Regions from separate parts of the Homo sapiens genome. Here region 2 is linked to region 1. A link is an interaction called in ENCODE POLR2A ChIA-PET data of the cell type or tissue named here. Cell type or tissue: OCI-LY7. All regions are shown on one strand. Links, peaks and the distances in the headings refer to the core of each region. The heading gives the core; the rest is flanking DNA. Region 1 has its middle 20 kb from the start of CTSK. Region 2 overlaps GOLPH3L (golgi phosphoprotein 3 like).

Region 1 (11,331 bases), core at 1,833-9,832:
TCCGTCATCTTATGCCTCTTCTCCACTTGCCTCTTCCTCTTTACCTTCCTCGAAGGAAAGAATTGGTTTCACATTTGTAAAAGTCATTTTAATAGTTAATCATCTCAGAGAGTAACCTGCACTTTAATTGTTGAAACTTAACCAAAATAAGATACAGAAAGTATCTGTATCTGAGAAACAGCTAGGGCTTGTCATTTTTTATATTTAGTATTAAGACAAGAATGCTGGTTTCTCTTTAATCCATTTAAAACAGAGGGAAGCTATAAAAATAAAGATTTTTCTTTGAGGCTGAATTGTCAACTTAGGAAGATTTGTTGTTAAAAATTTGTTTTTGCACAAAGTAACTCACTTCATCTTATCTGGAAAGATAAGTTGGTCAAGTGTATGTTTAAAATACAAAATTTAGAGGAAAAATAGAAATAGGGTGAAAAAGTACTTGGTAAACAGTAGTGACGAACTGTGAATATTTTCACTCCAGATTTTGTTATCCCTGGCACAGAGTAGATCTTTTGGGAAATATATACGGAAGTGGATTAAGTTTGACTAACTTTATGTAAGCCACATCTAGAAGAGAACAGTTACAAAGAGTTTGGTCTCTAGATTTATTTGTACCCAGCAGATCAACTTTTGCAAAATTCCTTCGCAGTGCAGTAGTATTAGAATTGTGAATGAAATAGGAGTGTTTCGCATATATGCTTATTGACAATCTTCTCAGTATTTTATCTTACTTGTTCTCTCAGAATTTTCTGTCAACTCAACTACTTGATTTGCAGTCATCCTTTGTTATTATCCTTTAACAAGTTTTATCTTATTTTATTTATTTTTTGAGACAGGGTCTTCCTCTGTCATCCAGGCTGGAGTGTAGTGGCACAATCTCGGCTCACTGCAACCTCTGCCTCCCAAGATCAAGCAATTCTCCCACCTCAGCTTCCCAAGTAGCTGGGACTAAAGGCACGTGCCATCACACCTGGTTAATTTTTTTATTTTCTGTAGCGACGGGGTTTCATCATGTGGCCGAGGCTGGTCTCAAACTCCTAGACTCAAGCGATCTGCCCACCATGGCCTCCCAAAGTGCTGGGATTACAGGCATGAGCCACCACGCCCAGCCTGGCCTCAAATTTTAAAAATTTATAGGTTCCATTTGGTAAAGAAATCAGTATCAGAAGTAATGCTAAAATCTTATAATAGGAAAAGAGATCCACTAATATAGCCTATGGTTATTAGATTTGGGCTACTTTTAATCATGGAATAATCTTATGTATTGGTGTAAGAGTTGATGAATGACTTTACCTGTATGAATTAGAATATTCAAACTGCAAACATTTTGCATCCCTTTTGTGACCTAATTTACAGACATTTAAATTGTGCTGCAATTCTGCTTTGCCATTTAATAAAAAGCTGTTTCAGAAAAAAAAATCCAGTTTTGTATTTTATACTTACAGCACATCTCAATTTGAACTTTTCAGTGTCACATCTCAAGTGCTCAATAGCTTCTTGCAGTTAATGGCTACTGCATTCGACCACACAGGTCTAAGCCCTCATCGCTTTTCCAAAAGCAGAGTTCTGATCAAAAGATTTCCTGTTTTGACCAGGTGCAGTGGCTCGCGCCTGTAATCCCAGCACTTTGGGAGGCTGAGGCGGGAGGATTGCTTGAGCCCAGGAGTTCATGACCAGCCTGGGTAACATGGCAAGGTCCCATCTCTACAAAAAATACAAAATTTAGCTGGGTGTGGTGGCATGCGCCTGTGGTCCCAGCTACTCTGGAGGCTGAGGTAGGAGGATTGTTTGAGCCCAGGAAGTCAAAGCTGCAGTGAGTCGTGATCATGTCACTGCACTCCAGCCTGGGTGATAGAATGAGACTCCATCTCAAAAGATATAGATAGAGATAGATAGATAGAGATATAGATAAATATAGATATAGATATGGAATAATATTTTTAAAATATATTATTATATAATTATAGATCTATTTCCTGTTTCAGCACTGTGGCTCACACCTTTAATCCCAGCATTTTGGGAAGCCAAGGGAGGGAGGATCCCTTGAAGCCAGGAGTTCTCAAGACCAGCCTGGGCAACATAGTGAGACCCTGTCTCTGCAAAAAATAAAAGCCAGACACAGTGTACACCCCTGTAGTCCCAGCTACTTGAGAAGCTGAGGCAGGAGGATCCCTTGAGCGCAGGAGGTTGCCACTGCACTCCAGCCTGGGTGACAGACTAAGACCTTCCTTCTAAAAAAATAAAAACAAACAAAAATATTTTCTGTGTCAAAACTCTTCAATACTTCCATATTGCCTACTAATTTGAACCAAAGTCCTTATTCCAGTATTTCAGATGCTGTACAAAACAAAAGCATTGCTCTATCTTTGCAGTTTCATCTTTGCTATCCTCACACAAGAACCTTATACTCTAAGCAACTAGTTTTCCTCATATTTCCAGATCATCTATGCTTGTCACCCTCTGCACTGTTGACTTGCTTAATGATCCTAATAGTCCTAGCTAACATTAATTGGATGCCAATTATATGCCAATGAGTGTGCTAGACTCTTTGTGCATTATTATTTAATCTTCACAACTCTATGAGGTAGATATTATTATCCTCATTTTACAGAGGAGAAGTTAAACTTCTGAGAGGCTAACTTGTTCAAGAGGACAAAACTGTCCATTGACCTAGAAGTGAACCAACCTTGTTTTTAAAGTAGTGCTTTCCCAAAATTATCGTGTTGCCTCTCTCTTTCTGGAATTTCCTTTTCTCATTTCTGCTGCTTGAAATTCTGCTCCTCCTTAATGGCCCATCTCTGAAAATAGCTCTTACAAAAAGCCTTTCTCGGCCAGGTGCAGTGGCTCACGCCTGTAATCCGAGCACTTTGGGAGGCCGAGGCGGGTGGATCACCTGAGGTCAGGAGTTCAAGACCAGCCTGACCAACACGGCGAAACCCTGTCTCTACTAAAAATACAAAATTAGCCGGGTGTGGTGGCGCATGCCTGTAGTCCCACCTACTCAGGAGGCTGAGGTGGGAGAATTGCTTGAACCCGGGAGTCGGAGGTTGCAGTGAGCCGAGATCGCACATTGCACTCCAGCCTGGGCAACAAGAGTGAAACTCCGTCTCAAAAAAAAAAAAAAGCCTTTCTTTATCCCCAACTGGATGTCACTTTTTGAGCTTCTACCAAGCTTTGAGGCTTTGAGGCTCCTTGTGGCAGACACATAGACTGAGCGCAGAAAAACCATCCTCTTAATTTTCTGTTTAATATGATAATTATTTGTATTTTTGCCTTATGTAACTACCTGTTAGCCCATAAAGTACAGGGGCCCTGTAGCTCCTACTCTTCTTCGTGTCCTCCACAGTATATGATGCGATGGTCAGCAGACACTAAATAAATATTTTCTGATGATTTAAATTATTTCAGCACCTTCATTCCAGTCTGTTGTGGAATCTCATCCTGCACATCACTGCCAAACTGTGCTCCTAAAACACATTTTTATCATGCTGTTTTCTAGAAATGTTTTCTGTTGCCTGCTGCATGAAGTCCTGCGCCCCTGCCTTCCAAGGCTCTTTCCCCATGCTCTGGATCCCTTTCCTGAGCATTTTACTCAATTTGTTTTTGTTTTTGTTTTAAAGAGGGGGTCTCGCTCTGTTGCCCAGGCTGGAGTGCAGTGGCGCGATCTCGGCTCACTGCAAACTCTGCCTCCCTGGTTCAAGCAATTCTCTGCCTCAGCCTCCCGAGTAGCTGGGATTACAGGCACACGCCTCCATGCCAATTTTTTGTAGTTTAGTGGAGATGGGGTTTCACCGTGTTGCCCAGGCTGGTGTTGAACTCCTGAGCTCAGGCAATCTGATGGCTCATGCCTGTAATCCCAGCACTTTGGGAGGCCGAGGCTGGTGGATCACTTGAGGCCAGGAGTTTGAGACCAGTCTGGCCAACATGGTGAAACCACGTTTCTACTAAAAATATAAAAATTAGTGCCTCATCTGTAGTCCCAGCTACTTGGGAGGCTGAGGCACGAGAATCACTTGAATCCAGCAGGCGGAGATTGCAGTGAGCTGAGATCGCACCATTGCACTACAGCCTGGGTGACAGAACAAGACTAGTCTCAAACAACAACAACAACAACAAAAACAAACAAACAAAACCCCAGATTTTGAAAACTCAGCCTCTGATGTAGCCATGCTGGTCCCATGGACCTCCCCAGTTGCCCAATCATTCTTGCCTCCTTTCTAGAATGGCTCTCTCCATTCCTTGGCCTCTTTGTTCTGCAAGATCCACTTCAAGTACTGCCTCCTCAGAGCCTTCTCTAACTACCCCAACTCTTCTTCCCTCTAGCTACACTTGCACGATACAAATTGTACCACGAAATTCTGATTCTGTATTTGTAGCACGTAAGATAGTTTTATCTCACTAGCTAACTTGAAAATACAGGATCTTGTCCTACTCATCTTTGTATTGCACTGTGGCTTAACACATATTTAGATAATAATCAATAAACATTCATTGAATTAACTTTTCCTAATTATAATATTCTACATGGTTTGTCTTCATTTCTGGTTCATCATGACTTGGCAGTGGCTTCTGAGGCTTTAAGCCTTAGGTTTCTCTTTGAATCTCCTCCTGGTATGCAAAAGTCTGTAAACACATACAGTGTTTGAATACATTAGGGGAACATGTCATTAGATAATCTATCCTTGTATCACTTAAGGTATTTTATAAACTTACACATCATCCTGTGACATTCCAAAGCTGTAAACTGGATTTTTGCAAAGCTGTAAATTGCCCTGAAATGGGGCACACTTTTTGCAAATTTATTTCAATAGCGATTGAAAACAAAAAAACAAGGCAAATGTTTTGCACAACAGTTGCACAACAACTAAGTCTTATCCAGAATGCTGCACAACACTAAGTCTTATCGGGAATGCAGACTCCCTTTCATCACAAACGAGGCAACATCTCCTGAATAACGTGGAAAAGGAGAAATGAAAGCAAAATAAGGAAGCTTTGTCCCTGCTTGTTACAGTTGTACCTTTTCAAGCTTTTGAAGTAACCATCTCTTAGCTTCATGCCCCCTGAAAATCAGCTGCTTTAAGTTTCTCTGTCTTATTTAGTCTGTGTGTGTGTGTGTGTGTGAGAGAGAGAGAGAGAGAGACAGTCTTGCTCTGTCGCCCAGGCTGGAGTGCAGTGGTGCAATCTCGGCTCACTGCAACCTCCACCTCCACGTTCAAGCAATTCTCCTGCCTCAGCCTCCTGAGTAGCTGGGATTACAGGCGCGCCATCACGCCTGGCTAATTTTTGTTTTTTGTTTTTTTTTGTAATAGAGACAGGGTTTTGCTATATTGGCCAGGCTGGTCTTGAACTCCTGACCTCAGGCGATCTACCTGCCTCAGCCTCCCAAAGTGCTGGGATTACAGGCGTGAGCCACTGCGCCCTACCCTTATTTAGTCTTAAAGAAAAGGATTTTGAATTTTAGGATGATTCATTCCAATGCTAGTTCTAGTCTCTGTTAATTTACCCAAGTGTGCTAGGAATTTAATAACATACATTATTTTCATAATAAAATAGTTTACTTCTTACTGACCTCACTGTCCAAGAAATGCACAAAGGTGAGGTGAGGAATACCCTTCATGGACTATAGGAGAATATGGGACTAGAAAAGACGATTTTACCATAATGTTGAGTTTCCCCTCAATTAACTTTATGTTAATATTATGCAATAACTTTCTGAAGAAAGAAAACAGAATTCTTGAGTCATTAGGGAAAATAGGAATGTTCTGAATTGAAAATATATATTCTTTCTGATATTCTGTGTAGCTTATCTGCTTGGTGCATTATTTGATCCTAGTAGACATCCCCCATTATCCTACAAGTACTCCTTGTCACCTAGCAATGTGTACTCAAAGAAGGAGCTTAATTTTACCAAGAGAACAAAATAAGACATAATTAGGGAGTACTCTAGAAGCCAGTGATAAGACCCCTCCCCTAACAAATGAATAACAATTGGTGTGACACATTTGATGTGTTACAATTAATTACAAAGTAAGTCACAAGAAATGTATTACTAATAAAAAAGTACCAACAGTTTGAAAGTGACATGTTTAACAATTAGAGCCAATTCAGCAGATTATCCCTATAATAATATTATGTTGATAGATGTGCATTCCAGTATGCTTTCTGGGAGAGAGAAGGGGAGAATTATGGGTAGCTACCAACGACTGATATTATTTTGTGAGCGTGTCCGTGGAAATGTGTCGAAAATGTGAACAACATCTGTCTTCTCTATAGTAATATGGGAAAGTTGAGAATAGCTAAGCTAAAAGGTGTTGGAAGTATACTTTTTTTCACCAGCTTCCCTTCCTCCTTCTCGTGGTAACAGCACCCTGATTTTAAAATGGGGAAACCCTGACACTCCTGGGCTTAAGATAGAACCAATCTTGCCCCTAGCTTCAAGAGTGGGCATAGGTCCCAAGGCCAGCCTGTCAAAGTTTTGTATCCCTCCAGCTACAATGACTGGTTGGGGAATGAGCATGTGACACAATCACAGCCTGCAAGACCTGTATCACGAGGTTCTTTGTTGCAAAGAAGAGTAGTCGATTTTGGCTGACTCAGAATTTGGTAGAAGTTACAAACTGTAAAATGTGGAACTGGCTGAATGGAGGGCGTGGGGATAGGGCAATGAGGACTCTAGTCCAAACTGGAAATTATGAATTCATGAAATATCTGTTGCCTATTGTTTTGGGGTAAGACCACAGGCCCACTGGAGTGTGGTATGAGAAGAAATGGTAGTGCTGGGCGCAGTGGCTCTCCCCTGTAGTCCCAGCACTTTGGGAGATAGACAGGTGGATTGCTTGAGCCTAGGATTTAGAGACCAGCCTGAGCAACATGGCAAAACCCTTCTCTACAAAATACATGCTGGGTGTGGTGACACACACCTGTAGTCCCAGCTACCCGGGAGGCTGAGATGGGAGGATCACTTGAGTGCAGGAGGTCGAGGCTGCAGTGAGCCATGATTGTGCCACTGCACTCAAGCCTGGGCAACAGAGTGAGGCCCTGTCTCAAAAAAAAAAGAAGAGAAAGAAATGATAGGAAAAATTCAGCATGTTGGCATATGTTGGCTCCTTTTGTAGGCTTCAGAAAGTGGCTCACGTCTGTAATCCCAGCACTTTGGGAGGTCGAGGTGTGTGGATCACGTGAGGTCAGGTGTTCGAGACCAGCCTGGACAAGACGGTGAAACCCCGTCTCTACTAAAAATACAAAAATTAGCTGGGTGTGGTGGCGGGCGCCTATAATCCCAGCTACTCAGGAGGCTGAGGCAGGAGAATTGCTTGAACCCGGGAGGCAGAGGTTGCAGTGTGCCAAGATCACACCACTGTACTCCAGTCTGGGCGACAGAGCAAGACTTGTCTCAAAAAAAAGCAAAAAGCAAAACAAAACAAAAAACAAGAAAGAATACAAGAAAGTTACTCAGTAACTTAATCTGAAAGTGTTCTATCTAAAAGCGTAGAGAGAATAATATATCGCTTTGCTAAGTGAAGTTCTTTCTGCCTATAGCCTGCAATATAAAATCCCATAGTTTAGAGCCCTATAGGGTAGAAAAAGTACCAAACTGGTCGGGCGAGGTGGCTTACACCTGTAATCTCAGCACTTTGGGAGGCTGAGGTGGGCGGATCACTTGAGATCAGGAATTTGAGACCAGCCTCGCCAATATGGCAAAACCCCATCTCTACTAAAAATACAAAAGTTAGCCGGGTGTGGTGGTGGGAGTCTGTAATTCCAGCTACTCTGAGGCAGGAGAATCGCTTGAACCCAGGAGGCAGAGGCTGCAGTGAGCCAAGATTGTACCACTGCACTCCAGCCTGGGCAACAGAGCAAGACTCCATCTCAAAAAAAATAAATAAAAAGCACCAAACTAAACTTAATGCAGAGGCAAGGAGGCAAAAGATTTAGCAAGAAATAAGACCAGAGTTCCAGGCTTCTGTCATGCACCTCCAGCTAAGCATTTTCCCAGAAAAGAGGGCAAAGCTCAGATTATGGGTATACATCTGCTCTTATGGCTTTTATTTTGAGCTACTTGGACAAGTACCATTAAATGGAGGTCAGGGGATGGCACAGCACTGAGGTTGATTCCTAGGAGTTTGAAATTCTCAGGTTTAAACATTTTATCTAGAAAAACATTTTTTGGGTGTGACAACTCAGACCAAAAGCTACTGAGCTTTTATGGGAACGTATTGCCAAAGAAACCCCAGGCCCAGCAATCTATTGTATTTTCTAGGTTTCCAATTTGTACCACAGCTAAAGTTGAGTAGGGCATGCCCAGAAAGGGCATTTCCATGTGCCCATCTCTGGCATAGCCATGGAGAATAAGAGACAAGTAAGATCCTCTAGCAGGAAGAAGCAGGAGCCATGCTAGACCATAAAGAAGATCCCCATAGAGAGCGAGCCTCGAGTTTCCCAGTTACCTCGCCAAGGAACTCATTCTACTGCCAGGCAAGGAGTCTTCCATATTCCTGCCTAGCAGGACATAAATTATGCTACAGATCAACAATAACTGTGTGCTATTTTTCATCCATTCTCCTCTTTGCAGAATTAGAGTTTTCATTGTAATTACTCTGTTCCTATTTTTTTTAAAGATATATTGGCTAAGATAGTTTAAGTTTTACCCAGTATAAGCGAATCTGGCCACTTCTCTCTCCCTCTACCATGACCACAGTTTAAGTTCCCACCATTTCCCCACTAGACTTACGTAACAGCCCTCTAACTTCCCTACTTCCACGCTACACTCCGCCCTACAGTCTATTCTTCCCTGTACCCCAGTTCACATCACTCCCCTGTACAAAACTTTCCCATTTAACAAATATTAAGCATCTGCTTGCCAGGCCTCAAGGAGCCATATCCAAATTTGAGAAGGAAATCAGAAAGAAATCATCAGCCAGAAATCCTGGTCTTAAGAGTTGAACACTGTAACCAAATAAGGCCCTGGGTTGTCTCTCACCGGGGAAGAGGAGTTGATAAGCACTCTGTTATACAGGCATGAGCATTTCTTGAATAACTCCTTATTTCTAACAGCATTCTAATTTTGTTTAGATAACCATTGTCCGTAACACCACAGACTGAAATGAAGTCAGACAGGTGGCCTGGGCCGGGCGCAGTGGCTTACACTGGTTAATCCTAGCACTTTGGGAGGCTGAAGCAGGTGGATTACTGGAGTCTAGGAGTTCGAGACCAGCCTGGGCAACATGGCAAAACCTCATCTTTACAAAAAATACAAAAATTAGTGGGGCATGGTGACATGTGCCTGTAGTCCCAGTTACTCGGGAGGCTGAGGTGGGAGGATCGCTTGAGCTCGGGAGGTCGATGCTGCAGTGAGATGTCATTGTGCCACTGCACTCCAATCCGGGTGACAGAGTGAGACCCTGTCTCAAAAAAAAATAAATTAATTAATAAATTAAGGCCGGGCGCGGTGGCTCACGCCTGTAATCCCAGCACTTTGGGAGGCCGAGGCGGGTGGATCATGAGGTCAGGAGATCGAGACCATCCTGGCTAACAAGGTGAAACCCCGTCTCTACTAAAAATACAAAAAATTAGCCGGGCACGGTGGCGGGCGCCTGTAGTCCCAGCTACTCGGGAGGCTGAGGCAGGAGAATGGCGTGAACCCGGGAAGCGGAGCTTGCAGTGAGCCAAGATTGCGCCACTGCAGTCCGCAGTCCGGCCTGGGCGACAGAGCGAGACTCCGTCTCAAAAAAAAAAAAAAATTAATAAATAAATAAATTAATTAATTAATTAAAAAAAAAAAAAAGGCCGGGCCTGGTGGCTCACGCCTGTAATCCCAGCACTTTGGGAGGCCAAGACGGGTGATCACTTGAGGTCAGGAGTTGGAGACCAGCCTGGCCAACATGGTGAAACCCTGTCTCTACTAAAAATACCAAAAATTAGCCGGGCAAGGTGGCAGGCACCTGTAATCCCAGCTACTCAGGAGGCTGAGACAGGAGAATCGCTTGAACATGGGAGGCACACGTTGCAGTGAGCTGAGATCATGCCATTGCATTCCAGCCTGGACAACAAGAGCAAAACTCCATCTCAAAAAACAAACAAACAAAAAAAACAGCCTGGGACCAGATCATGCTGCTTGTAGGCCACTTAATACTTCTGTATTATATTCTAAGTTCACTAAAATATAAACCCAATGAGGTCTTGAATTTTTGTCACTGTTGAATTACCAGAACAGTGCCTGACTCACAGTAAAGGCTTAATATTTGTTAAATAAATGAAAGAGTAATGGGAAAGTTTTGTACAGGGAAAAACAGACTGTAGGGTGGAGTGTAGTGCAGAAGTAGGGAAGTTAGAGGACTATCACATAAGACTAGGGGGAAACAAAGGGAACTTAAACTGTGTGGTCATGCTAGAGGGAGAGAGAAACGGCCAGATTCATATTATATTTTGAAGAGGCAGGGACAGAATTTGCTAATATGGACCAAAAGAGAAGTAGAGAAGAATAACAACAAAATGATTGAGCAATATTTAATTTGGAATCACATGGCTAAATAATATATATATATATATTTTTTTTTTGAGATGGAGTCTCACTCTGTCTCCCAGGCTGGAGTGCAGTGGCGCGATCGCAGCTCACTGCAACCTCTGCCTCCAGGGTTCAAGCGATTCTTGTGCCTCAGCCTCCCAAGTAGCCGGGATTACAGGCATGAGCCACTGCGCCCAGCTAATTTTTGTATTTTTAGTAGAGACAGGGTTTCACCTTGCTGGCCAGGCTGGTCTCGAACTCCTGGCCTCAAGTGATCCACCCACCTCAGCCTCCCAAAATGCTGGGATTACAGGCTTGAGGCACTGTGCCCGGCCTCTTTCTTTCTTCTCTCTTTCTCTTTTACCTGAGATGGGGTCTCACTATGTTGCCCAGGCTGGATTCAAACTTCTGGGCTCAAGCAATCCTCCTACCTCAGCCTCCCTAGTAGCTGGGACTATGCAGGCATGCCACCGTCCCAACCAGAATTTTATTTCTTTTTATGGCTGAATAATATTCCATTGTGTAGAATATTACCACATTAGGCTATCCATTCATCTGTTAATGGACACTGGGTTGTTTCTACCTTTGGGCTTTTGTGAATAATGCTGCTAAGAACATTGGTGTATGAGTATCTGAATCCCTGCATTCAATTATTTTGGATCTAAATCCAGGAGTGGAATTGCTGGATTATATGGTAATTCTATGTTTAAGTTTTTGTGGAACCAACACACTGTTTTCCACTGCAGCTGCACCCTTTTACATTCCCACTAACAACGTACGAGATTTCAGTTTCTTCACATCCTCATCAACACTTGTTATATTCCAGGTTT
Region 2 (11,331 bases), core at 1-8,000, 140 kb before region 1:
CTATTACAATTTATATCTCTATTTGCCTAAGAGATACCTAAAGTGAAAAACAAAAAAATGTTAACTGAGCTGGGGCATTTTTGTGGGGCTAAGTAGATTTGGCAGAGGAGAGAAATGAATAAATAATTCATTTAATTATTTCTAATCAAGAGGATTTAATGTCAGGTCTGGGTCATCTGTATTAACCCTTTGACAGTTTGTTGTTCTATAATGGTCAAGAAGCACTATCCCATTAAAGTATAATAAATGCTGAACATCAGCACAGCTCAGTGCACATCCTCTTTATATCCTCAAATACTGGACTTTATATCAGCATGCTTTCAATACCAAATTAGCCCTTTAAATAGGATCTTTCTTAATAAAGCTTCTCATTGCCCTCACTACTGAAGTAAAAAACGTGTTAGAGATTTGGCCAGAAAGATGGTTTTACTGAAATAAGACTGATGACTAGGAGCACATCTATGGATTAAATATAGACAAAACTACTCCCAGAAACCTTAAATATAGACAGACTTTATTAATTTATGTAGGAAGCCAAAAATAGGAAATAAAAAGATCTGGAGTTCAGATATACTGATATATTCAGCAACTGAAACTTACAATTCCTTCAATTCAGTCAGAGCAGAGACATTTAAAGTAGTCTGGAGGGGTGGGTGCAGTGGCTCAAGCCAGTAATCTCAGCACTTTGGGAGGCTGAGGTGGAAGAATTGCTTGAGCCCAGGAATTCAAGACCAGCCTGGGCAACAAAGCGAGACTCTTGTCTAAAACAAACAAAAAAAAGCTGAGTATGGTGGCACGTGCCTGTAGTCCCACTTAGTTGGGAGACTGAGGCAGGAGGATCCTTGAGCCCTGGAGGTCAAGGCTGCAGTCAGCTGTGATTGCACTACTGTACTCCTGCCTGGGCAAGAGCAAGACCCTGTCTCAAAAGAAAAAAAAAAAAAAAGTGGCCTGGGGGAAACAGGACAGTCATATACCCCAAGAATGGAAATTTTCATGCCACCCCCCTTCCTTCCTTACAAATTCTAATGCTGATTGCATGAACGAGGTGTTGAGAGAGACTTTTCTTCATTTAGACATTTGCCCTAGTGAATGAGGGAGCAAGAGAATGCTAAGAGGGATGAGAGAATATATTTCTGGCTCTAGGACTTTGACATCCAGGTAATTGAATCTGGGACATTCTCATTAGGTTAGAAAAGGAAAGATGAGAAAATCACTAGCAGGATATGCAATTCCAGAGACCATCTGCTCCAAAAATTAGTTTTGTTTCTCATTGCTCCTTATTCAGCGACAGTTATTTCAATAAGCTACATTATTTAGCAGAGTCTGAGAGACAAAGGCTGTGAAAACATGTATTTATGATAGAAAACAAACTCAGAAAAATATAATAGATAGTTCACTTTTTATCTCATTCACATTCTATAGCTGGAGAACTCAAAATCCCATTTAGATATTTCTGCTTATCCAAAAGCACACTGGGTGAAACTAAACCACCAAATGGGAGAAAATGTTCATTGGGTGTGTGTGGCTTCACCCAGTTTATTTACCTATGGAGTGGAAGTGTAGGGAGAAATAAGGTCTGCTTATAATGGTCAAGGTCTATGGAGAAGCCCTGAAGTTGCTCTCCCCAAATCACAAGTCTGATTCAAGAAAAGGAAACAAAAATGATGAAAACATCTCATCACACAAAACTCAGTGATGGGGTCTCTGACAGTCACCAGCCAGCAGGGGAAAAGGAGAAATCCACCTGCCGGCTTTAAGATTTATTGAAGGCTGCCAGCACAGCCCAGATCATTTCTGTGGCACTAGGCTTTGTCCCTTCCACTTCAGGGTCCAGTTCTACTAAGTCCTTGGCTCGATTCATTGCCACATCATACTTGTCATCTGTCAGAGAGGAGAAGACATTCTCTAGCACATCAGAGGAGTGGGCTAGCACCAGGAGTGCTAGTGTTCGCTTGTCCATACGCTGAGGGTCATTTACCCACCGCTCTAGTACACTATCTTGAAGTTTTTTCACTAGTCGCTGTTTCTCTGTTGTATTGGTCACTGGATGAGTAGTCATGTCAAATAGCAGGAAATTCTGCTTCTCAGTGGTTAGAATACCTTTCTCTACTAGGTTCTTTGCGATGCGCTCTCGTACATTTCTCAGCTGGTACTGTAATTTGAAGGGGTTCCAGGTCTCACCTATGAGAAAAAAGAAATAGGACATAATGAACTGAAAGAGAAAAGCAAAATGAAACATGTAGTTGTTTGGAAACTTGAATGGCTAAAATGTTTAAAAGCATAATCTTCATTCCTCAATTCATTTAATCCTTAGTCCTTTATAATCTGGCTTTGACTCCAACCACATTTCACATTAAACCAGCTTCAAAAAATGTCACCAAGGACTTCCATATTGCTAGAGCTTATAGACTTTATTTCTGTTCTTATGTGACCTCTGTGACACTGTAATTATTTATGTATTTTTCAAATTCTATTTAGGACACCAGTCTCTCCCAGATGATTTCTACTCTATATTGTGGAAGTTCTATTTGCTGGTGAAGCTAAGAGGACTGAGGTTCCCTACCCTATTTGTAGAGCAGAAGCTCTATCCCAGGCCTGGTAGGCTGACAATATTTAGACTTCAATTGCTCCCATTCCAGCTTGTTCGTAGATTAGAGATTCTGCAACAGAAAAGGCAAGTCAAGAAGACCAGGGGCTAACACCTCTTTCCCCCAGCACCTACTCATACAGCAGGTGGGTATCACTGTAGGAGAAGTGGGCCCTTGTGCAGAAGTTCTGCCCAGGAGGGAAGGAAGGCCTGAAGAATGAAGAGCTCCAAAGCTCTGCCTGAGAGGACTGACTTTATTTGGAACACAGTGTGGAGAATTCTATGCCTAAGGGTGTTGAAAACCATAGAGATCTTGGTGGAGAGCAATTACAAGGTGCTGCTAGCTCTATGGCACTGGTATGACAAACCCAAATGGCAAAGCCTCCAGAAGTTTAACAGGCAGAACCAGAGAAACAGAAAGCCAAGAAAAGTCCTTCTGGAATCATGACCAACACTGGGGGTTGGGAAGACTGTGTGCTTGCACCAGGCTGCACCCACTCAGGAGCAATCAGAGCAGGACGTGGGGCTTGACTTGAGAGTATTCCCCAGACCACACATAGATCTATCAAAAAAGGGTGGATGCTTCACTGGCACCAAGGGCTAAAGCACAACCACTGAACCAACACTGGCTGAACAATAAGCTACCCTAACTCAGAGGCAACTCCTAGAAAGCTAAGCTTAAAAATAATAATAATAGCCGGGTGTGGTGGTACACGCCTGTAGTCCCAGCTACTTGGAGGCTTAGGCAGGAAAACCCAGGAGGCGGAGGTTTCAGTCAGCTGAGATTGTACCACTGCACTCCAGCCTGAGTGACAGAGTGAGACTTCATCTCAAGAAATGAAAAATAAAAAATAAAAATAAAATTAAAAAAATCACATACATCCCTGGTGTATGTCCAAGGATGTACTCTCTCCGAGAAGAAATCAGAGAGGGAACTTCCAAGCTGCTAGTTCCTCACTGAATGTGGGGCAAAATGTAAACTCCCTGATTTGTGATGGCTATGTCAAAATCACACACACATATCCAACAGTAAAGGATAAAAAAATTTAATTGGCTAAAAGGTCTTAAGCACAACCTTTGACTAATAAGTGGCTTCTACTGACCCACTGGCAACACACAGGGAGTTAGGCCAAAAGATAAAAACAAGAAAATATGAGCAGTGACATCAGAGGCTGCACACTACAAGAGAAACAGACTTCAGAGAGCTGCTGCAGGCAAGTCACTAAGGAAACAAATTACCAAGCAAACAACACAATCAACCTCTAGTGGGAAGGAGAAACCAGTATAGCAGGTGTCCCCAACCCCTGGACCATGGACTGGTACTGGTCTGCAGCCTGTTAGGAACCCGGCTGCACAGCAGGAGGTGAGCCATGGGTGAGTAAAGTTGAGCTCTGCCTCCCATCAGATCAGCAGTGGCATTAGGTTCCCACAGGAGTGTGAACCCTATTGTGAACTGCACATGGGAGGGATCTAGGTTGCATGTTCCTTGTGAGACTCTAATAAATGCAATGCACTTGAATCATACCGAAACCATCCCCCCGTCTCCCACCCCAGTGGAAAAACTGTCTTCCACGAAACCTGTCCTGGTGCCAGAAAAGTTGGGGACAGCTGCAGTGTAGTATCCAGAGTTGCACAATTATCTAAAATGTCCAGTTTTTGACAAAAAAGTATGAAGTATACAAAGAATAAATTGTGACCCATTGACCCATTCAGAAGAAAAAAAGCAGGCAATGGAAACTGCCTTTGAGAACGCTAAAATGTTGGACTTTACAAAGACTATAAAGCAGCTTTTATAAATATGTTCAAAGACCTAAGGGAAACCATGACTTATCATATAGAGAATATAAATAAAGACAGAAATTATAAAAAAGATCCATTTAGACCAGGTGCGGTGGCTCACGCCTGTAATCCCAGCATTTTGAGAGGCTGAGGTGGGTGGATCATTTGAGGCCAGGAGTTCAAGACAAGCCTGGCCAACATGGCGAAACGCCATCTCTACTAAAAATACAAAAATTAGCCAGGTATGGTGGGCACCTGTAATCCCAGCTGCTCAGGAGGCTGAGGCAGAGAATCGCTTGAACCTGGGAGGTGGAGGCTGCAATGAGCTGAGATAGTGCCACTGCACTCCAGCCTGGGCAACAAAGCAAGACTCCATCTCAAAAAAACAAAAACAAAAAAACCATTTAGAAATCCTAGAGTTTAAAAGTACAACAGACTGGGCATGGTGGCTCACGTCTGTAATCCCAGCACTTTGGGAGGCTGAGGCAGGCGGATTACTTGAAGCCAGGAGTTTGAGACCAGCCTGGCCAATATGGTGAAACCCTGTCTCTACTAAAAATACAAAATTAGCCGGGTATGGTGGTGTGTGCCTGTAGTTCCAGCTACTCAGGAGGCTGAGGCAGGAGAATCACTTGAACCCAGGAGGCGGAGGTTGCAATGAGCCAAGATCACACCATTACACTCCAGCCTCAGCGACAGAGCGAAACTCAAAAAAAAAAAAAAAAAAAAAAGTACAACAAACAAAATGAAAAAATCACTCAAGGGATCCAACAAGAGATCTGAGCTGGCAAAATAAAGAATTAGCAAACTTAGAGATCAAAGAAATTATGTAATATGAAGAACAAGGAGAAAAGAGAATGAAGAAAAATGAACAGACTCAGAGAAATATAAAGTATCATCAACTTGATGAACATACATAAAATGGAAGCACCAGAAGGAAAGGAGAGAAAGAGGCAGAAAAAATACTCAAGAAAGTAATGGCTAAAATCTTGCCAAACGTGATGAAAAACACTCAACCACACATTGGAGAAGTTCAACAAACTCCAAGTTGGATGAACACAAAGAGACCCATATCCAACATCATAGTAAAAATGTTGAAAACCAAAAATAAGTGGAAAATCATGAAAGCAGAAGAGAAAAATGACTTATCACATCACAGTGGAACTTTGTAAGCTTAATAACTGACTTCCCATTAGAAAAAATGCAGGCCAGAAGAATGAGTAGACTTATTCAAAGTGAGGGTAGAAACTATTAGCCAAGAATCTTATAACTGGCAAACTATCTTTCAGAAATAAAAGCAAAGCAGGTGTGGTGGCATGCACTTGTAGTCCCAGCTACTCAGGAGGCTGAGGCAGGAGAATCACTTGAACCCAGGAAGTGGAGGTTGCATTGAGCTGAGATCGTGCCACCGCACTCCAGACTGGGTGACAGAGTGAGACTCTGTCTCAAAAAAAAAAAAAAAAAAAAAAAAAAAACCCTAAAAAAAACAAAACAAAAATGAAGGCAAAGAAAAATTTCTAAAAAGGAGAAAAAATAAATACATTCCTAGATCTGAAAGAGTTCACTGCTAGCAGACCTGCTTATAAGAAATATTAATACTAAAACTAAAGGGAAGTTGTTAAGGCTGAGAGCAGGACACACTAGACAGTAATTTGAATCCACGTGAACAAACAGTAAAAGTAATTATGTAAGTAATAAAAAAGATGGTATAATTGGATACTTCATCTCAACTGATTTATAAAGCAATTGCACAAAACAATATTTATATAATTGTTATTGTTGAGTTATAATTTTTAACTTTTTAAACTTTTGCGCAAGGTTATAACACATAGAAATGTAATAATAGCACAAAGAAAGAGGGTGGGAAAAAAGTTGTGTTGAAGTAAGGAAAATGACAACAGATGGTAACTTGAATCCACAGGAAGAAATGAAGAAAACCAGAAATGGTAAATAAGGAGGTTAATATAACAAACTCTATAAGTATATATTTGTGCTTTCTTCTCTTCTTTAATAATTACAACAATGAATTGTTGAATTTGTAACACATAGAGATGTAATACGTGTAACAATATTGGCATGGTGGGCCCATGCCTGTAATCCCAGAACTTTGGGATGCCAAGGTGGGCAGATTGCTTGAGCCCAGCAGTTTAAGACCAGTCTGGGTAACATAGTGAAACTTTGTCTAAAAAAACAAAACAAAACAAAAAACAACAACAACAAAAAACCCAAAAGCCAAAAAAACAAAAAAAAAAAAAAAGAAAAGAAACATATAGCAATATTAACACAAAAAGAGGGAGAGGGAATAGAGTTATATAGAAGTAAAGTTTCCTTGGAATTAAACTTGGTATAAATCTTTTTTTTTTTATTTTTTTTTTTTTTTGAGACGGAGTCTCACACTGTCGCCCTGGCTGGAGTGCAATGGCATGATCTCAGCTCACTGCAACCGCTGCCTGCCGGGTTCAAGTGATTCTCCTGCCTCAGCCTCCTATGTTAGATTTACTGGAGAAAGACTTGAAAGCAACTTTTTTTTTTTTTTTTTTTTTTTGGAGACAGGGTCTTGCTTTGTTGCCAGGCTGGAATGGAGTGGTGTGATCTTGGCTCACTGCAGCCACCACCTCCCCAGCCCAACTGATCCTCCCATCTCAGCCTCCTGAGTAGCTGGGACTATAGGCATGTACCACCATGTTCAGCTAATTTTATGTTTTGTAGAGATGAGGTCTCACTGTTGACCAGGCTAGTCTCAAATTCCTGGACTCAAGTGATCTTCCCACCTGAGTGTCCCAAAGTACTGGGATTACAGGTGTGAGCCACCACACCCACTACAACTATCTTTTGTTTTTTTTTTTGAGATGGAGTTTCACTCTTGTCACCCAGGCTGGAGTGCAGCGGCACAATCTTGTCTCACTGCAACCTCCACCTCCCAGGTTCAGGTGATTCTCCTGCCTCAGCCTCCCAAGTAGCTGGGATTACAGGTGCCCACCACCACGCCCAGCTAATTTTTGTATTTTCAGTACAGACGGGGTTTCACCATGTTGGCCAGGCTGGTGTTGAACTCCTGACCTCCAGTGATCCACCTGCCTTGGCCTTCCAAAGTGCTGGGATTACAGGTGTGAGCCACCGCACCCAGCCACAACTGTCTTAAAGATGCTCAAATATTTAAAAAAATGGATAAAGACAGGAAAATAATGTAGAAGCAAAATGATAATATCAATAAAGAGATAGAGAAAGGGACCAAAAGGAAATTCTGGAGCTAAAACTTATAATAACTGAAATAAAAAAATATACTAGGGGGGCTGGGCATGGTGGCTCATTCCTGTAATCCCAGCACTTTGGGAGGCCAAGGTGGGTGAGTCACTTGAGGTCAGGAGTTCAAGACCAGCCTGGCCAGTATAGGGAAACCCTATCTCTACTGAAAATACAAAAATTAGCTAGTGTGGTGGTGGGAGCCTGTAATCCCTGCTACTCGGGAGGCTGAGGCAGGGAGAAGTGCTTGAACCTAGGAGGCAGAGGTTGCAGCGAGCCAAGATTGTGCCACTGCACTCCAGCCTGGGAGGCAGAGCAAGACATTCCGTTTAAAAAAAAAAAACAAAAAAACAAAAAACGAAAAACAAATTTGAAGAAGCAGAAGAAATAATCAGCAAGCAGTTCCCTGTTAGGATACACCCTCCAGATCAACAGGGAAATATTATGGCTACATTTGAGCCTTTTCCTTTTAAATTTGGGAAACGCCATGAGGGGCCCGTCTGGGCCTGTTCCAAACCGGGGCATTTCCAGCTTAGGCCATTCCCTCATCCCTGTACAATATCTGTCCCCCGCCATAGCAGGTAGTGCCGCAGTAGATTTATGCTGCACAAAAGCTGTGAGCCTTCTGCCTGGGGAACTCCCGCAAAAGGTCCCAACAGGAGTCTGTGGACCCTTGCCAGCGGGAACGATAAGATTACTTCTAGGAGATCTAGTTTAAGTTTAAAAGGAGTACAAATACATACAGGAGTCCTTGATTCAGATTACAGTGGGGAAATTCAAATTGTTATATCTACTTCTGTTCCCTGGAAAGCAGAGCCAGGAGAGCGTATAGCACAGCTCCTGATTGTACCGTATGTGGAAATGGGGAAAAGTGAAATTAAATGAACAGGAGGATTTGGAAGCACAAATAAACAAGGCAAAGCTGCTTATTGGATGAATCAAATTACTGATAAATGTCCTACCTGTGAAATAACTATTCAGGGAAAGAAATTTAAAGGTTTGGTAGCTATAGGAGCAGACATTTCAATCATTTCTCTACAGCACTGGCCGTCTGCGTGGCCAATTCAACCCGCCCAATTTAACATAGTTGGAGTTGGTAAGGACCCTGAAGTGTATCAAAGTAGTTACATTTTCCATTGTGAAGGGCCCAATGGACAACCTGGGACTATTCAACCAGTTATAACTTATGTACCTATAAATTTATGGAGAAGAGATTTATTACAACAATGGGGAGCACAAGTTCTAATTCCAGAGCAATTATATAGCCCTCAAAATCAACATATGATGCATGAAATGGGGCATGTCCCTGGTATGGGACTAGGAAAAAATTTGCAAGGTTTGAAGGAACCACTTCAAGTGGAAAGACAAAGTTCCTGCCAAGGTTTAGGATATCATTTTTGATGGCAGCCATTGTTAAGCCTCCAGAGCCTATACCTTTAAAATGGTTAACAGATAAGCCAATTTGGATAGAACGATGGCCACTAAGTAAAGAGAAACTAGAGGCTTTAAAGGACTTCGTTAATGAACAATTAGAAAACGGACACAGCTCCAACATTTTCCTCTTGGAATTCTCCAGTTTTCGCAATTAAGAAAAAATCAGGTAAATGGAGAATGTTAACAGATCTTAGAGCCATCAATTCAGTTATACAACCTATGGGAGCATTACAGCCAGGACGGCCTTCTCCTACTACAATTCTAAAAATTCGCCTTTAATAGTTATAGATTTAAAAGACTGTTTCTTTATTATCCCCTTAGCTGAGCAAGACTGTGAATGGTTTGCATTTACAATTCCTGCAGTAAACAACCTGCAGCCTGCTAAGCGTTTTCACTGGAAAGTGTTGCCACAAGGCATGTTAAACAGTCCAACAATTTGCCAGACTTATGTAGGGCAAACAATTGAACCTACTCGTAAAAAATTTTCACAGTGTTACATTATTCACTATATGGATGATGTATTTGTGCTGCCCCCACTCAAGAAATATTACTCCAATGTTATGATCACTTGCAAAATTCGATTTCTCGTGCTGGTTTAATTACAGCTCCTGACAAAATTCAGACTACTACACCTTACTCCTACTTGGGGACCTTAGTAAATGACACTACCATTGTGCCACAAGAAGTAGCCATACATAGGGATCAATTGAAAACATTAAATGACTTTCAAAAATTACTAGGGGACATTAATTGGATACGACCTGCTCTAGGCATCCCTACCTATGCCATGAGCAATCTATTTTCTATCCTTAGAGGAGATCCTAGTCTCACTAGCCCTCGGCAATTAACAAAAGAAGCTGAGGCAGAGCTGCAGCAAATCGAAAAGCAAGTCCATAAAGCTAAAACAAATAGAATAGATCCAGAGAAGACTCTAGATTTGCTAATTTTTCCAACTCAGCATTCACCTACTGGTGTTATTGTCCAAGAGCAGGACTTAGTAGAATGGCTTTTTCTTTCACATACTAATTCACAGACTCTAACTCCTTATTTGGATCAAATCGCTACCATGATAGGAAATGGGAGAACTCGGATTGTTAAACTATAGGATATGATCCTGAAAAAATTATTGTCCCTCTCACGAAGGCACAAATACAGCAGGCTTTTATAAATAATCTTACTTGGCAAACCCACTTAGCTAACTTTGTGGGTATTCTCGATAATCATTTTCCTAAAATGAAACTGTTTCAATTTTTGAAATTAACTAATTGGATTCTCCCTAGAATAACTAAATTTAAACCAATTGAAGGTGCTGAGAATGTTTTTACAGATGGGTCTGGTAATGGTAAAGCTTCTTATTCTGGCTCTAAAGGTAAAGTTTTCCAGACGCCCTATACTTCACCTCAAAAAGCAGAGCTTGTAGCTGTAACTGAGGTACTGACTGCTTTTAATATGCCTATTTATGTGATTTCTGATTCTTCATATGTGGTTCATTCCACACAGTTAATTGAAAATGCTCAGTTACGATTTCATACAGATGAACAACTGATGACTTTATTTACCCAGTTAGAAACAGCAGTTAGGAGTAGAATGCACCCTTTTTACATCACTCACATTAGGGCTCATAAACCTCTTCCCGGACATTTAACTGAAGGGAATCAAATGGCTGATTGCCTAGCTGCTAATGCAATATCTAATGCTAAACACTTTCGCAATTTAACCCATGTTAATGCCTCTGGTCTCAAAAGCAGATACAGCATTACCTGGAAAGAAGCTAAAGCTATTATCTAGCGATGCCCAACTTGTCAAATGGTATATTCCTCATCTTTTACAGGAGGAGTTAATCCTTGAGGACTGGAACCTAATTCTCTTTGGCAAATGGATGTCACACATGTTCCCTCATTTGGGAGACTAGCTTATGTACACGTATGTGTGGACACCTTTTCTCACTTTGTCTGGGCTACATGCCAAATCAGGAGAGTCTTCTGCCTGTGTTAAACGTCACCTTTTGCAGTGTTTGTGGTGATGAGCATTCCAGCTTCTATTAAAACAGATAATGCCCCAGGCTATACTAGCCAAGCTCTAGCTACATTTTTCTCTATATGGAATATTAAACACAATACTGGTATCCCATATAATTCTCAAGGACAAGCCACAGTGGAAAGAATGAATCTCTCCCTAAAAGAGCAGTTGCAAAAACAAAACATGGGGGAAACAGGGATTACAGGACACCCCATATACAACTGAATCTAGCATCATTAACTTTAAATTTTTTGAGCCTGCCTAAAGGC

Evidence for each region. ChIA-PET counts read pairs that join two places held together with the same protein. Peaks named below come from ENCODE experiments on the same cell type or tissue, not always from the same donor. Only the 100,000 strongest peaks of a DNase experiment are listed, where the experiment ranks them.
Region 2: POLR2A ChIA-PET joins it to region 1 with 31 read pairs; 3 of 35 experiments call an interaction of 5 or more read pairs at or near these places.

The regions. Positions count from the first base shown.
Region 1 is chr1:150,783,066-150,794,396 of GRCh38, forward strand. It overlaps the pseudogene LOC100132571. Among named protein-coding and RNA genes, the nearest start is that of CTSK, 20 kb to the right of the region's middle. In OCI-LY7, for the core only: no CTCF peak of the experiment used is centred there; a DNase peak (open chromatin) is centred at 5,066.
Region 2 is chr1:150,646,568-150,657,898 of GRCh38, forward strand. GOLPH3L (golgi phosphoprotein 3 like) reads right to left here. Exons shown (of 5, transcript NM_018178.6): 5 at 1-2,181. The coding sequence ends at 1,754. Among named protein-coding and RNA genes, the nearest start is that of ENSA, 23 kb to the left of the region's middle. RefSeq lists an enhancer at 298-799. In OCI-LY7, for the core only: no CTCF peak of the experiment used is centred there; no DNase peak of the experiment used is centred there.